Linked DNA regions of Homo sapiens: region 1 is linked to region 2. A link is a contact called in ENCODE Hi-C or POLR2A ChIA-PET data. All regions are on one chromosome and are shown on one strand. Each heading gives the region's core, a stretch centred on a gene start or an enhancer-like site at or near the end of the contact. The rest is flanking DNA. Distances are from core to core; before and after follow the strand shown.

Evidence for each region. A loop is a pair of places that touch in the nucleus more often than their neighbours do. ChIA-PET counts read pairs that join two places held with the same protein, here RNA polymerase II (POLR2A). Pooled maps may share reads with other maps.
Region 1: a loop to region 2 is called in a pooled map, with 2.1 times the contacts of the local background. The contact joins two enhancer-like sites. A Hi-C loop is called at or near these places in 2 of 37 single-sample maps with no recorded cell type and 3 of 50 pooled maps. POLR2A ChIA-PET finds 5 or more read pairs at or near these places in 4 of 52 experiments (B cell, activated B cell, activated CD8-positive, alpha-beta memory T cell and 1 more).

Annotation. Positions count from the first base shown.
Region 1 is chr10:62,108,069-62,110,768 of GRCh38, reverse strand. No RefSeq gene overlaps it. Among named protein-coding and RNA genes, the nearest start is that of LINC02621, 150 kb to the left of the region's middle. RefSeq lists enhancers at 868-937, 968-1,017. Within about 2 kb of position 1,433, at least 5 of the 41 ENCODE cell types and tissues checked have a DNase peak (open chromatin) inside an H3K27ac peak, as active enhancers do; they include B cell, where a contact is called at or near this core.
Region 2 is chr10:62,015,766-62,018,709 of GRCh38, reverse strand. All of the region lies in intron 4 of ARID5B (AT-rich interaction domain 5B), which reads right to left. Among named protein-coding and RNA genes, the nearest start is that of ARID5B, 120 kb to the right of the region's middle. Within about 2 kb of position 1,414, at least 5 of the 41 ENCODE cell types and tissues checked have a DNase peak (open chromatin) inside an H3K27ac peak, as active enhancers do; they include B cell, where a contact is called at or near this core.

The sequences.
Region 1 (2,700 bases), core at 184-2,683, 92 kb before region 2:
CCCAATTGATAAATGAGAAAATTGAAATTTGGAGGTTAGGAGACCATCCAAGAACATACACAGAGCAGGACCGAGGGCTCCTGACTCTTTATTTGACATCCAGGGGCTACATTGTGATGCCTTTTCTTTGCGGGAGGGAATAGGAGAATGCAGAAATTTTCTTTGTGTCTAAAATAGATTAGAAGGTGTAAAATCCAGGCCCTATCTTCTATCCACTGTGAGTCAGAACAAACTGTGTCTGCCTTCCATGGTTTTGAAATAATTTTGATCTAGGAAAGAAGGAAAAAGGAAAAAAGGAAGGGAGGGAGGAAAAGCAGAAAAAGGAACAAGGAAGACGAGAAGGGAAATGTTAATGAGGATATTTCTTTCCTTTTTGGTGTTGGGAATTCTCTGGAGGGTTTCCAGCCCTGGGCTAAAGGATACCTTCTTCTCTCATTCTTCTGGGCCACAGTTGCATTCGGCCTGAGGTTTCTATGGGAGACTAGATTTCAGGTCTATTTAAAGAGACAAGATGATTTGCCTACTACACCTTTTTGTTGAAATTTCTCAATCTTTTCCCATACTCTACTTCTTCTGAATTACATTTTGCCTCCTCTTGCTTTATTTGTATTCCAGCTAAGCCTCACTTCCTCAATGTCCTTCCACATTCTCAACAAAGTTGTATCAGATATTTATTGAGCTGGAACTTATTATATACAGTTACTTTCACTTCCCCTTTCTATGGATACTGCAGACATCTGTTTGAGTAGCTTTATTAGCCCTATTTTTTTACTTATGGAGACAAGGACCCAGAAAAGTTAAGTGATAACTTACCCTGGTATATAAGTCACAGTACTAGAATTTGAAGCCAAATCATGCAATTCCAAAGCCCATGCACTTTCTGTTATATCAGAGCCACTTCCTCTTAACACCATGTTAACCATTTAATAGCAGATTTGGCTGCAAATGACAGAACATCCCATTAATAGCACCTTAAACAAATGGGAAGCTTATTTTTCTCACATAATGAAACATGTAGATGAGCATCATCAGGCCTAGTGTAGTGGCCCAGGGATGTCAGGGGAGACTCAGCTTTGCTCTGTTCCACTGTGCCCTCCTTAGCATGTTACTTTCACCCTCAGACATGTTGCCACTGGTTGTAAGATGGCGACTCCACCTGCAGCCTCATGGCCACATTCCCAAAAGAAGAAAAACAGGGAAGGAGCAAAAGGCCAAAAGAACATGCCAGTTGGATTTGTCCTTTTTAAAGGTCTTTTTTAGGAGTCTCACAGATACTTCTGCTTTTATTTCTTTGCCCAAATGGTGTTGTGGGGGAGCCCCTTGCTGTATGGATAAAGAAGAGATGAGTTGGAGATTGGGTCAGCCAACCAACAACACCTGCTTCATCTTACTTGGCTGAAATTCTTTACCTCTTTACTTTCACATGGCTGCCTAATTGTTTTCTGAGACTCTTCAGAAGCATCCAGCAGTTCTGTAAGTGTAGAAACTGGTTTTACCATCTCTTGCACCCTGCCTGAGGCTAAGCTGGCCTCAAGGAATGACCAGTAAAGATTGACTGGAAAGAACTTCCCAAGAAGGCCATGGGAGAGGAAGAGCTTAGGAGATGGGTGACAGATGGGAGAAAACTCAGCCAGGATCATAGGACACATTCCTGGGGTCCTGCAGGTCCTGGAGTCATGCAGCTGAAGGCTGCTGCATGGTTAGGCCCCTGGGACATGCAGGGTTCATAAGAAGGTAGGAGGGATATAAGCCATCTCAGTCTGCCCAACTAAGCAGAGGGGAGGAAAAGCATGAGGTGAGCCTGTATCTGTTTTTGCCATCTCACTCCACTTTATCTATAGAGAGGAAATGCTTGCACAAATCATAATGACATTCTCTTTTAAGCCTGATTTCCTTTCATTCATTTTAACTCTCTTGATGCTGAAGCCAAGCTCTCTGATGGCTACATATGGGGGAACCATTATTATGGGTGGCAAGTGGGGGGATCTGTGAGCTGATGGAAAGTCTCCTGCTCTAGAAATAGCTCTTCCTGGGACCCTAGCAGTGTTGGACAGGCCACCATTTGAACTTAAATCTTTTTGGTCAAAACATTATCTGGTATCTTTTTCTTTATTGCTGCCTCTTCCACACTTTTTTTTTCTCTAGAGGCAGGATCTTGCTATGTTGCCCAGGCTGGAGTGCAGTGGCTATTCACAGGCATGTACTACAGTCTTAAACTCCTGGCCACAAGCCTTAGCCTCCTCTGTAGCTGGAACTACAGGTATGCGCAACCACGCCTGGCTCTCCCACTTTTTATTTTATTTTATTTTTTATTTTTATTTTTTACTTTTATTTTTTATAAACTATAGACATTTAAAGAAGAAAAAGTCTGGGTGCAGTGGCTCACGCCTGTAATCCCAACACTTTGGGATGCTGAGGCAGGTGAATCACTTGAGCTCAGAAATTTGAGACCAGACTGGGCAACATGGTGAAACCCCCGCTCTAAAAAAAAAATACAAAAAATTAGCCAGGCGTGGTGGTATGCACCTGTAGTTCTCAGCTGGAGGCTGAGGTGGGAAGATCCCTTGAGCCTGGGAAGTTGAGGCTGCAGTGAGCCATGATCGTGCCACTGCACTCCAGCCTGGGTGACAGAGTGAGACCCTGTCTCAAAATAAATTAATTAAATAAAAATAAAAAATAATGGCTGGGTATGGTGGCTCA
Region 2 (2,944 bases), core at 165-2,664:
GACATAATCACAAGACAGGGTGGTCAAGCAGATGTTTGTATCTGAACACCCACAAAAAATTACCTTCTGTGCATAAAAGACGACAGTGGTGGGGGCGGGGGAGGGGCAGGTTTGAAAAAAAAAAAAAAAGGTCAGGAACGCGTCTCATGCCAACATGGAGACCGGGCAATATTTACCTCTCTGGCACCCACCCAGTCTTTGGAAACGTAAAGATAATAATGATATTGGTATTACAACTACAAAGCCTTCCAATGTGCAGTTCATTTAAAAGTCTTTAAGCCAACTATTGATTATCTGTGGTGACGAAGGAAGGCAAGGATAAAAGAAAACACAGAAAATCCAATGGCTTATCTTTCCCACTGGTTTCTGTTTCATTCATGATCCATTCTTTCCAAGGGCCATTAAGAGCAGCAGAAGTGATTTCATTTTTTCTTCCTCTCCTTTTCTCTGCCAACCTTCGGATGGAGGTGCTAATGAGCTGGAATAAACTCAAACGAAGGGAGAGGAGGTCTGCCCAGGAAGTCAGGGACTTAGATAATCTACATAGTGGGGCCTCTGTCCCTGATAATAAAAAATTAATTGCCACCTTGCAGAGATCATTTAAAATATCTATTATATAGAAAACCCGATTATTTTTGACACTGGATCTTTTCTTCCAACTGAATCTATTTAAATCATCTCAGAGGTCAAATATCTGGCCACTTCTTTAAAAATATTCTTTCAAAGTAAGATAAATGGCTTTCTCTGGCATTTATACTATTGAATAATAAAAATGTATTTTATCTCCTCTACACACAAACCTTACTTTCTCTAAATAGCCCACTGTGAACATTATCAGTGAATTTTGCTCAGTGTACAAATATTTTATGTATTACAATGAGTAGCAGAACACAAAACTTGCAAATATTTATTTTTAGACATATGGGAAAAAAAGCAATTAGAGCTAAAAATGTGAAGAATGAAGAGCTCACTTAGAAGCAATTACATTGGACATGCAAACTGTTCTGCCATCAAACTTTTATTCAGATGCTGTAGAGCATATTAAGAAATATCACTTGCACACACAAAAAAGAAAATATTATTTCACAACCAAACATTTCCAATCACTATAAACAACATCTGGGGGTCATTAATAACTTACTCTGCAGCTGAATTAGCCAAATAATATGTGGCCTGACTCAGAATTCCTAAATTTCTATTTTTGAAGAAAAAAAAAAAAGCAGAACAAAACAAAATACCATGACTTATTTTTTTTTTCGAGACGGGGTCTCGCTCTGTTGCCCAGGCTGGAGTGCAATGACGTGATCTTGGCTCACTGCAGTCTCCGATGCCCAGATTCAAGCAATTCTCCCACCTCAGCCTCCTCAGTAGCTAGGATTACGGGGCATGTCACCACACCTGGCTAATTTTTGCATTTTTAGTAGAGACAGGGTTTCACCATGTTGGCCAGGCTGGTCTTCAACTCCTGACCTCAGGTGATCCACCCACCTTGGCCTCCCAAAGTCATGGCTTATTTTTTCAAATATGTTTGCTGTCTGGGCAGTTTATATGAATATACAAACGTATGTAGACATAAGGGACAATTTGTGTACACATACGAGGCACATACTGTTTATGCATTAATCACTACTTCCCCTTACGTGGTGTCCTGTTTTTGTTTTGAGGAAGTTTAAAATTGTAATATTGAGTTCACTCTCTCTGCTCAGAGGCTAGTATATAATTAGCATATTTTTCAGACTAGTAAGAATCTAACCATAAGCAACATCTGAGAAGCCTCCCATTCCAAACTACTACAAAGCCTTTTGTACATAGCCTCATAACACATTTTAAGAACAGGCATACTGTTCAAATATGCCAGCCCTAAGATAAAAGAACTAACAATTTTACTGCCACACAACCCACTGTACTGAAACACCCCAAATATTTATACTAACAGGAGTTGAAAATAGTATCAGAGGACAATGCCAAAATATTTCTTCCACTCATTATTAGCAACAGTCTTTGGGAAGACAGATGCCAAGAAGCCAGTGCTTTTCTAATTCACTGGGTCCTATCACATGGTCTGTTAGTATAGGTTTCGTGGGGAGCAACAGACTGGTTGACTTATGGGCAGGGTAAAATTGTCTTTAAGACAATCCGTATTTACAGGGTTTTATTTTAATGCCTCTCAATCTCAAACATCACTTTGAAAAGTATTAAATTTCAATTGTAAGATACACTGTTTGGTTCAAATTTCAATATCTCCAGAATTGGTGGCATCTCAATTGATGGCATTTTACAGTTGTTAATCAGCAGTGCTTTTTATTGTATATGCAATGTGGCACATATAAAAATGGTGTATCTTAGAAATGATGTCTTAAAATTTAATGAACCTCATTGGTCTATATCAGAGGTCAATACATTTTTCTGTACAGGGTCAGAGTGTTGGTATTTTCAGCTTTGTGAGCCATACTCAAGTCAGCTGTCATAGCACAAAAACAGCCATAGATAAGATGTAAGCGTATGAGTGTGGCAGTGTGCCAATAAAACTCTGTAACAGGCTGAGCGCTGCACATGGCCCGTGGGTTGTAGTTTGCCTTATGGACAGTAGGCTGCAAACAGCACACTGACCTATGAGAATAGAGCCAGCTACGTACAGTGATGGAACCTTAGCCGCAATGCTGAATCTCCTAAAGGCACAAACTCCACCATCCTCTGAGTCTTAGTCGAACAATTCACCTACGGCAAGTGCTCCACATATGCCAGATAAGGCTGAAGTGAATAACAGTGTTTAAATTCACACTGTTAGGCCAGGTACGGTGGCTCATGCCTGTAATCCCAGCACTTTGGGAGGCCAAGGTGGGCGGATCACCTGAGGTCGGAGTTCAAGACCAGCCTGGCCACTGTAGCGAAACCCCATCTCTATTGAAAATACAAAAATTAGCTGGGTATGGTGGTGGGCACC